Regions from separate parts of the Homo sapiens genome. Here region 2 is linked to region 1. Evidence: chromatin loops called from intact Hi-C (ENCODE). Cell type or tissue: GM12878. All regions are shown on one strand. Each heading gives the region's core, and the rest is flanking DNA. Links, peaks and the distances in the headings are about the cores only. Region 1 has its middle 140 kb from the start of IL15. Region 2 has its middle 70 kb from the start of LINC02276.

Region 1 (5,384 bases), core at 159-5,158:
GAGTCAGAGATTGCAGTGAGCCGAGATCTTGCCACCGTACTTCAGCCTGGGCAACAGAGGAGGGTCTGTCTCAGAAAAATGCAATTGCTAAAATTCAAATGTTAATAGAAGAGCTAGAAAACACTAGATTAGCTAGAAAAAGTCAGACATTCGGGAGAATTAGAGGGAAAAGTTCAATACACAATATTATATGTATGAAAAAGAACATTAGAGACAGTGAACATGTTGCACCAATATCCAACTAATAAATATTCCAGAAGAAAAAACAGAAAAAAATAGAGAAAATAAATATATCAAACTGAAGAAAATTTCCTTAGATAAACACATTTATTTAAAGATGCTATACAGCCTCATATACTATGCTAAAGAATTTGGAATTAATTATATAGAATTATAGACAGTAGAATCTATAGTCTATAGACTATAATATATATAAAAAATGAAAAGTTTTAAGCATGTAACATAATCAATATTTCTTAGGAAAAGATTTCCTATTGTCAATGTGGATTATGGACAGGTTTTAAAAAGTAGGTAAATGTTTTGGGAGTTTTTTTTTAACCAGTTTCCTTCATATATATTCTCTTTTTACAACAACTATATAGAGCATAGGTGTTATTATTTCCATTTGACAGTTTAGATCTGGAGAGATGCTGTAGCCCATATATTGCAGATCCAAAACTAAAGCTCAGTTTTTCTGATTCCAGTATTGTGTTCTCTTCCCTCTCAAGTATTCTTTGTCTCTGTTGACATTTCATATCCATATATGGCACCATTTCTGTAATAATACTTCATCTTAAGTCAAGTAGAAAATTTATCTTTGATAAATCTAAGGATATGTCAGAGACTCGCTTGCTGTTCAATTAAACTGTTTTCTCTTATTCCTGGGAACACAGCTAGATGACATTTTCTAGATCCCTTGCAGTTAAATGTTGCTATGAAGTGATTTCTAGCCAGGAGAATGTGAAAGGAAATTGTGTACATTTCTTCTAAGCTTGGCACCTAAAAACCTCTTGTGCTCCTTCCCCTTCTGCCATCTTGAAGCATCCAGGGAACACCTTGCAAGCCAAATGCTAAAGATAGTAAAGCAGTAAGACAGAAGGAGGCTGACTGAGTCATCCCTGGGAGGGGGGTCACCTCAAAATTCAACTACCTCTTATAGGTTTCACATGAGAAATAACTCTCACTTGGGGGAAATTACAATTATGCTTATTATAATTATATGCATAAATGTTGGCTAACTAAAACAAAAAGAAATCTGGAATCCATATGTCAAGATATTTAATCCTTCCATTGTCGAACAAGTGCCTAGAGTAAAAAAGTCCAATATTTTCCAAAATCTATAGTGAATCACAAATATACCTCTATTAGTTCACTGTAGTTCATTATCTTATCTTGCCTACATTGATCAAAACTTTAATTTTCGAAAACAAATGAAGTATAAACCTGCAAATTGAAAAAAATCCATACCTTAATAAAGTTTCATTTTGATTTTCTTTTGGATGTTCTTTCATTTCCTATTTAGTCCTCAGGGCCTCTTAGAATATTGCCAAGTTGGAATCATTAATTGTAAGTAGCCATTTGGAATTGCTTAATCAATGCTGACTTACAACCGAATGCAGAGAAAAGCCTCATTATCACAGCTACTTTCTGAATGAATTCCTAAGTATGTATATCTCAGTGTTGCATGTAGTTTTCTTTTTTATTTTTCTAGATAATCTCAATTAAACTGATTAGAGGTAGATCTATGTACGTAAAGTATACAGATACATTTTCTTTTCAGGAGTAGAGGATTTATTTCTAACGAAATATTTACCCTCAATGTATCCAACCTCTTCACAATCTCTTTAGAGCTTCATCTAGCCCTGGAAGTGAAGTCTGCAAGAGCACAAATGTGCCAGTATCATGGTGTTATGATTTTAGACAACTACATATTTTTTTAAAACTTAAAATAATTTGGTAATGAAAAGATCTAGAAAATTTTCTATCCAAGCAACAGTGGAGAAAATGTATGTGTGGTTTCATCATGGCCTCTATGTATTGCCAGGGTTATTGCCTCTGTTAAACAGAGTTATGTGTAGATGTTAACAGCACTGTTTTAGTTCAGTTAGGCTCCCCTAGGAATGTCGCAGTGGCTCACGCCTGTAATCCCAGCACTTTGGGAGGCTGAGGCGGGTGGATCAACTGAGGTCAGGAGTTCGAGACCAGCCTGACCAACATGGAGAAACCCCATCTCTACTAAAAAATACAAAATAAACCGGGAGTGGTGGCACATGCCTGTAATCCAAGCTACTTGGGAGGCTGAGGCAAGAGAATCACTTGAACCCGGGAGGCAGAGGTTGCGGTGAGCCGAGATCACACCATTGCACTCCAGCCTGGGCCACAAGAACGAAACTCTGTCTCAAAAAAAAAGAAAAGAAAAGAATACTGCATTTTATTTCAGTCAGTAATGATTTCCTTTACAAAAATAAAAACATGTATTTAATACTGTTTAAATAATAATTATATATTTAATATAATTATTTTATATTATAAATTTTATATTAATATAATATAATATAATATAATTAATATTATAAAATAATAATATATTTAATACTGATTAAATAATATGTTAAAACAAACATGATTATTAGGATGTGCTTATTTGATAATTAGAGAGCTCATTTATTTAACTTATGCCCCTGTGCTTTAGAAAAATCACAGCCCCTATATCTTTTAGTGTGTTATCAAAAGTTTTAAAAGCATGTGTATCCTTACACCTTTCTTTGTTACTTCAGAGCAGTCCCAGGATCAAATTCCTTTCAGGTAGTGTCTTTATACTTTTTCATTGAATTACATTCATGAGTGACACAAATAAACTAAACTACTCTGTAGATATTAATAGTTGCTTTAAAAAGTAGCGTGCATGACCCAAACAAAGGTTAAAGGCTGTATTCAGCTGATAAGCATCCGGCAGCCCCGGAAGACAGGTACTTCTCTGAAAGGAGGCAGGTTGGAGTTTTAGAAGATGAGGAGAGTTTTGGCTCAAATGGCAGTTTTCATCTTTGACTGCTGTGAAACTCGCAGTTGGAGGTTTTTTCTGGGATTTTTTTGTGCCTCTCACTCAGTATTGTTAGTGCAATTCCATCCCCATCCCTGTCATAACAGTACTTACCGAGAATGGCTCTTGCAAGCCCTGTGGTTTGTTGGTTAAGCAAAATGTGTGTGTCTGTGTGTGGGGGTGGGGGGAGGGGGACGCGTATGAAGGTAGCAAATAAACAAAACAAAACAAAACATAAAAACAAGAAAAAAAGAGAAAATTAAAAACAAAAGGAGACAAGGGGAAAATTGAAAATATTCTATTATATCTATTTCAGTCCTTTTAGATAGTGTGCAAAAGAAATATGCCTCCTATTCCATATGCTTTTTCATTCATACTTTCCCTTCTGTTTTGATCCACATCAAGAAGAAAAACATCCTTACCATGTAACATGTCTACATTTTTACACGTGAAAAACCACAGTGACTTCCTATTTAGAGTAGCACAATTTTCTATTTTATTCTTCCTGTAAACAAACCACCTTTTTGTTTGCTTTTTAAGTTTCTTTTCTGCCTCATACGTGGAGTTACTGCTCCAGTTTGCATTTCATGCTTGTTTACACATTCAATTCTTCCCTTACCAACATTGCTAGCACCTTGAAACTTTTTCGTAATCTCCCTTTTGACCCAGAAGACTTTCTTAAAGATTCTGGAATTAGAAAATCTTGGTAATATTTAGAGCATGACTTTTAAATGCTCATTTAAAAAGCATACATTTTTAAACAGAAAACATTGCATTCCCTATACATAGTAATAACTGAAAAATCTACATTGGTAATAATAGGGCTATTAGTGTTAGAGTGGTAGTCCTTTCAAGTTTTGAGCCATGATTCGGTTCTGTACATTTGGATTTTTTTTTTTAACATAACATACTTTGCATAAAAATGAAACAGTCACAGCCTTATAGGAGTTCAAATATACAAATGCTGTCTTGAAACTACTGGTTAGTTTATTATCTCTCCTTATTTCATTGCCCTTCCCAGAAAAATATGACTTACATACATGGAAACAAATGTGAATGAAACTCAGTAAGTCTAAATATTATTCCTCTTCTTAGAATTTACAATTTATTGGAATTTTCTGTGCTTTTTAAAAACAAAAATTTGTGACAAAAGATGATCTGGTAATTTTCAAGTTTCTTATAGCAACTTAATAACCTTAATAACTTGAGATGCACAAGTTATTAAAGGTTGATTCATTATTAGTTTATAGTACAAACTATTAAAGTATCTTATAATATTAATTTAGACATAAGGCATTTTATTCTACACTTCAGGACAGGCATGTCTGACCATCAAGCAGATGGACCTAGCACTTTGCTAAAGTCCAGTAACTATTAGATGAATCTGTTTGCTCTCTTGATGGCTTAACCTGCCCAAGAAAGCTGTTAAATATGTATTAGGTTAAATATGTATTAGGCAAAAAAACCACACTTACTTTTGCACCAAGCTAATGTATTTTACTTCCTTAAAGTCATTCACAAGAGACTAACCATTTATATGTCCTACATCAAGAGGGTGTCGTGGCATTTACCTGCCTGAAGTTGAGAGAGAAGCATACTTTTGGTAACTGGATAGTAACCTCACAAGCATAAAATAAAACTACTTGTTAGGTCAGCAATATGCATCAGACTCAGGCCAGGAAAGTCTATTATCTGCAGAGTTTTTTCTTTTTCTCTTTCTTCCATTATTTACAGCGTGAACTTCTTGTGCTGCCATCCATTGAATTTTCATAAACAGAACTGAACTATGCTGTTATTCCATCAAGGACTGGTGTGGATGATCTGAAAAATGCAAGTGGTTGATGCATGTGTAGAATGGAGGGTATATGTTCTCAGGGAAAATGAAACTGTCTGCTGTCAGTTCATTCCTAAGTACTCGTGATAATTAAATAGCGTTTTGTGACCATTTCAGTTTTAGCCAACGTTTTCCACTCTTCAACTTAGATTTGCACATTCTTTCTACTTAAATATGTTCCTGAGCCCCAGTTGTTTGGTGTCCTGTTATTTTGAATTATGATACTGAACAGTGAATAAAGAAGGAAGAATTTTCTATTTCATTAGAGGGCACTGATTATATGACAACTGACATAAAAATAAACTACTTCTCAATACTTCAGAACTAGAACATAGTAAATAATGCCATCAATGTGTTTTATGTATAGTCCTTCAAAGATGGGGATTTCTACTAGAAGCCTTAAAGGGTTGAAGTTTATCTTGGTTTTAGTGAGAAACTGAATTTTTAGATTATCAGCTTGGAAATGTTCTAAAGGCCTCAATGATTTGCTGAGCATCATCAAATGAAAGA
Region 2 (5,384 bases), core at 213-5,212, 270 kb after region 1:
GAGGGTTCTACGCCCACGGAGTCTCCCTGATTGCTAGCACAGCAGACTGAGATCAAACTGCAAGGTGGCAGCGAGGCTGGGGGAGGGGTGCCTGCCATTGCCCAGGCTTGCTTAGGTAAACAAAGCAGCCTGGAAGCTAGAACTGGGTGGAGCCCACCACAGCTCAAGGAGGCCTGCCTGCCTCTGTAGGCTCCACCTCTGGGGGGGCAGGGCACAGACAAACAAAAAGACAGCAGTAACCTCTGCAGACTTAAATGTCCCTGTCTGACAGCTTTGAAGAGAGTACTGGTTCTCCCAGCATTCAGTTGGAGATCTGAGAATGGGCAGACTGCCTCCTCAAGTGGGTCCCTAACCCCAGAGCAGCATAACTGGGAGGCAGCCCCCAGTAGGGGGAGACTGACACCTCACACGGCCAGGTACTCCTCTGAGACAAAACTTCCAGAGAAACAATCAGGCAGCGGCATTTGCAGATCACCAACATCTGCTGTTCTACAGCCACCGCTGTTCTGCAGCCACTGCTGCTGATACCCAGGCAAACAGGGTCTGGAGTGGACCTCTAGCAAACTCCAACAGACCTGCAGCTGAGGGTCCAGTCTGTTAGAAGGAAAACTAACAAACAGAAAGGACATCCACACCAAAAACCCATCTGTACATCACCATCATCAAAGACCAAAAGTAGATAAAACCACAAAACTGGGGAAAAAACAGAGCAGAAAAAATGGAAACTCTACAAAGCAGAGTCCCTCTCCTCCTCCAAAGGAACGCAGCTCCTCACCAGCAACGGAACAAAGCTGGACGGAGAATGACTTTGATGAGTTGAGAGAAGAAGCCTTCAGATGATCAAACTACTGTGAGCTACAGGAGGAAATTCAAACCAATGGCAAAGAAGTTAAAACCTGTGAAAAAAAAATTAGACAAATTGATACCTAGAATAACGAATGCAGAGAAGTCCTTAAAGGAGCTGATGGAGCTGAAAGTCAAGGCTCGAGAACTACATGAAGAATGCAGAAACCTCTGTAGCCGATGCGATCAACTGGAAGAAAGGGTATCAGTGATGGAAGATGAAATGAATGAAACGAAGCGAGAAGGGAAGTTTAGAGAAAAAAGAATAAAAAGAAATGAACAAAGCCTCCAAGAAATATGGGACTGTGTGAAAAGACCAAATCTACATCTGATTGGTGTACCTGAAAGTGACGGGGAGAATGGAACCAAGTTGGAAAACACTCTGCAGGATATTATCCAGGAGAACTCCCCCAATCTAGCAAGGCAGGCCAACGTTCAGATTCAGGAAATACAGAGAACACCAAAAAGATACTCCTTGAGAAGAGCAACTCCAAGACACATAATTGTTAGATTCACCAAAGTGGAAATGAAGGAAAAAATGTTAAGAGCAGCCAGAGAGAAAGGTCGGGTTACCCACAAAGGGAAGCCCATCAGACTAACAGCGGACCTCTCGGCAGAAACTCTACAAGCCAGAAGAGAGTGGGGGCCAATATTCAACATTCTTAAAGAAAAGAATTTTCAACCCAGAATTTCATATCCAGCCAAACTAAGCTTCATAAGTGAAGGAGAAATAAAATCCTTTACAGATAAGCAAATGCTGAGAGATTTTGTCACCACCAGGCCTGCCCTAAAAGAGCTCCTGAAGGAAGCACTAAACATGGAAAGGAACAACTGGTACTAGCCACTGGAAAAACATGGCAAAATGTAAAGACCACCAAGGCTAGGAAGAAACTGCATCAACTAACGAGCAAAATCACCAGCTAACATCATAATGACAGGATCAAATTCACACATAACAATATTAACTTTAAATGTAAATGGGCTAAATGCTCCAATTAAAAGACACAGACTGGCAAATTGGATAAAGAGTCAAGACCCATCAGTGTGCTGTATTCAGGAAACCCATCTCACATGCAGAGGCACACATAGGCTCAAAATAAAGGGATGGAGGAAGATCGACCAAGCAAATGGAAAACAAAAAAAGGCAGGGGTGGCAATCCTAGTCTCTGATAAAACAGACTTTAAACCAACAAAGATCAAAAGAGACAAAGAAGGCCATGACAAAATGGTAAAGGGATCAATTCAACAAGAAGAGCTAACTATCCTAAATATATATGCACCCAATACAGGAGCACCCAGATTCATAAAGCAAGTCCTGAGTGACCTACAAAGAGACTTAGACTCCCACACAATAATAATGGGAGACTTTAACATCCCACTGTCAACATTAGACAGATCAACGAGACAGGAAGTTAACAAGGATACCCAGGAATTGAACTCAGCTCTGCACCAAGCAGACCTAATAGACATCTACAGAACTCTCCACCACAAATCAACAGAATATACATTTTTTTCAGCACCACACCACACCTATTCCAAAATTGACCACATAGTTGGAAGTAAAGCCCTCCTCAGCAAATGTAAAAGAACAGAAATTATAACAAACTGTCTCTCAAACCACAGTGCAATCAAACTAGAACTCAGGATTAAGAAACTCACTCAAAACCACTCAACTACATGGAAACTGAACAACCTGCTCCTGAATGACTACTGGATACATAAAGAAATGAAGGCAGAAATAAAGATGTTCTTTGAAACCAACAAGAACAAAGACACAACATACCAGAATCTCTGGGACGCATTCAAAGCAGTGTGTGGAGGGAAATTTATAGCACTAAATGCCCACAAGAGAAAGCAGGAAAGATCCAAAATTGACACCTTAACATCACAATTAAAAGAACTAGAAAAGCGAGAGCAAACACATTCAAAAGCTAGCAGAAGGCAAGAAATAACTAAAATCAGAGCAGAACTGAAGGAAATAGAGACACAAAAAACCCTTCAAAAAATTAATGAATCCAGGAGGTGGTTTCTTGAAAAGATCAACAAAATTGATAGATCACTAGCAAGAGTAACAAATAAGAAAAGAGAGAAGAATCAAATAGACACAATAAAAAATGATAAAGGAGATATCACCACTGATCCCACAGAAATACAAACTACCATCAGAGAATACTATAAACACCTCTACGTAAATAAACTAGAAAATCTAGAAGAAATGGATAAATTCCTTGACACATACACCCTCCCAAGACTAAACCAGGAAGAAGTTGAATCTCTGAATAGAACAATAACAGGATCTGAAATTGTGGCAATAATCAATAGCTTACCAACCAAAAAAAGTCCAGGACCAGACGGATTCATAGCTGAATTCTACCAGAGGTACAAAGAGGAGCTGGTACCATTCCTTCTGAAACTATCCCAATCAATAAAAAAAGAGGGAATCCTCCCTAACTCATTTTATGAGGCCAGCATCATCCTGATACCAAAGCCAGGCAGAGACACAACCAAAAAAGAGAATTTTAGACCAATATCCTTGATGAACATTGATGCAAAAATCTGCAGTAAAATGCTGGCAAACCAAATCCAGCAGCACATCGAAAAGCTTATCCACCATGATCAAGTGGGCTTCATCCCTGGGATGCAAGGCTGGTTCAATATACGCAAATCAATAAATGTAATCCAGCATATAAACAGAACCAAAGACAAAAACCACATGATTACCTCAATAGATGCAGAAAAGGCCTTTGACAAAATTCAAGAACCTTCATGTTAAAAACTCTCAATAAATTAGGTATTGATGGGATGTATCTCAAAATAATAAGAGCTATCTATGACAAACCCACAGCCAATATCATACTGAATGGGCAAAAACTGGAAGCATTTCCTTTGAAAACTGGCACAAGACAGGGATGCCCTCTCTCACCACTCCTATTCAACATAGTGTTGGAAGTTCTGGCCAGGGCAATTAGGCAGGAGAAGGAAATAAAGGGGTTTCAATTAGGAAAAGAGGAAGTCAAATTGTCCCTGTTTGCAGATGACATGATTGTATATCTAGAAAACCCCATTGTCTCAGCCCAAAATCTCCTTAAGCTGATAAGCAACTTCAGCAAAGTCTCAGGATACAAAATCAATGTACAAAAATCACAAGGCATTCTTATACACCAGTAACAGACAAACAGAGAGCCAAATCATGAGTGAACTCCCATTCACAATTGCTTCAAAGAGAATAAAATACCTAGGAATCCACCTTACAAGGGATGTGAAGGACCTCTTCAAGGACAACTACAAAGCACTCCTCAATGAAATAAAAGAGGATACAAACAAATGGAAGAACATTCCATGCTCATGGGTAGGAAAAATCAATAATGTGAAAATGGCCATACTGCCCAAGATAATTTATAGATTCAATGCCATCCCCATCAAGCTACCAATGACTTTCTTCACAGAATTGGAAAAAACTACTTTAAAGTTCATATAGAACCAAAAAAGAGCCCGCATCGCCAAGTCAATCCTAAGCCAAAAGAACAAAGCTGGAGGCATCATGCTACCTGACTTCAAACTACACTACAAGGCTACAGTAACCAAAACAGCATGGTACTGGTACCAAAACAGAGATATAGATCAATGGAACAGAACAGAGCCCTCAGAAATAATGCCGCATATCTACAACCATCTGATCTTTGAAAAACCTGACAAAAACAAGCAATGGGGAAAGGATTTCCTATTTAATGAATGGTGCTGGGAAAACTGGCTAGCCATATGTAGAAAGCTGAAACTGGATCCCTTCCTTACATCTTATACAAAAATTAATTCAAGATGGATTAAAGTCTTACATGTTAGACCTAAAACCATAAAAACCCTAGAAGAAAACCTAGGCAATACCATTCAGGACATAGGCATGGGCAAGGACTTCATGTCTAAAACACCAAAAGCAATGGCAACAAAAGCCAAAATTGACAAATGGGATCTAATTAAACTAAAGAGCTTCAGCACAGTGAAAGAAACTACCATCAGAGTGAGCAGGCAACCTACAAAATGGGAGAAAATTTTCACAACCTACTCATCTGACAAAGGGCTAATATCCAGAATCTACAAGGGACTCAAACAAATTTACAAGAAAAAAACAAACAACCCCATCAAAAAGTGGGCGAAGGATATGAACAGACACTTCTCAAAAGAAGACATTTATGCAGCCAAAAAACACATGAAAAAATGCAGAGCATTTTTTGCTCTGAAAAATTTTCTGAGCAGTTTTTGTTCAGAAAAACTGGCCATCAGAGAAGTGCAAATCAAAACCACAATGAGATACCATCTCACACCAGTTAGAATGACGATCATCAAAAAGTCAGGAAACAACAGGTGCTTGAGAGGATGTGGAGAAATAGGAACACTTTTACACTGTTGGTGGGACTATAAACTAGTTCAACCATTGTGGAAATCAGTGTGGCACTTCCTCAGGGATCTAGAACTAGAAATACCCTTTGACCCAGCCATCCCATTACTGGGTATATACCCAAAGGATTATAAATCATGCTGCTATA

What was found. Hi-C counts contacts between places; a loop is a spot of excess contacts. Peaks named below come from ENCODE experiments on the same cell type or tissue, not always from the same donor. Only the 100,000 strongest peaks of a DNase experiment are listed, where the experiment ranks them.
Region 2: a loop joins it to region 1, with 6 times the contacts of the local background. A loop is called at or near these places in 1 of 110 quality-filtered maps.

What each region holds. Positions count from the first base shown.
Region 1 is chr4:141,770,199-141,775,582 of GRCh38, reverse strand. No RefSeq gene overlaps it. Among named protein-coding and RNA genes, the nearest start is that of IL15, 140 kb to the right of the region's middle. In GM12878, for the core only: no CTCF peak of the experiment used is centred there; DNase peaks (open chromatin) are centred at 3,152 and 3,542; H3K4me3 peaks cover 294 bases; H3K27ac peaks cover 326 bases.
Region 2 is chr4:141,504,322-141,509,705 of GRCh38, reverse strand. No RefSeq gene overlaps it. Among named protein-coding and RNA genes, the nearest start is that of LINC02276, 70 kb to the left of the region's middle. In GM12878, for the core only: no CTCF peak of the experiment used is centred there; no DNase peak of the experiment used is centred there.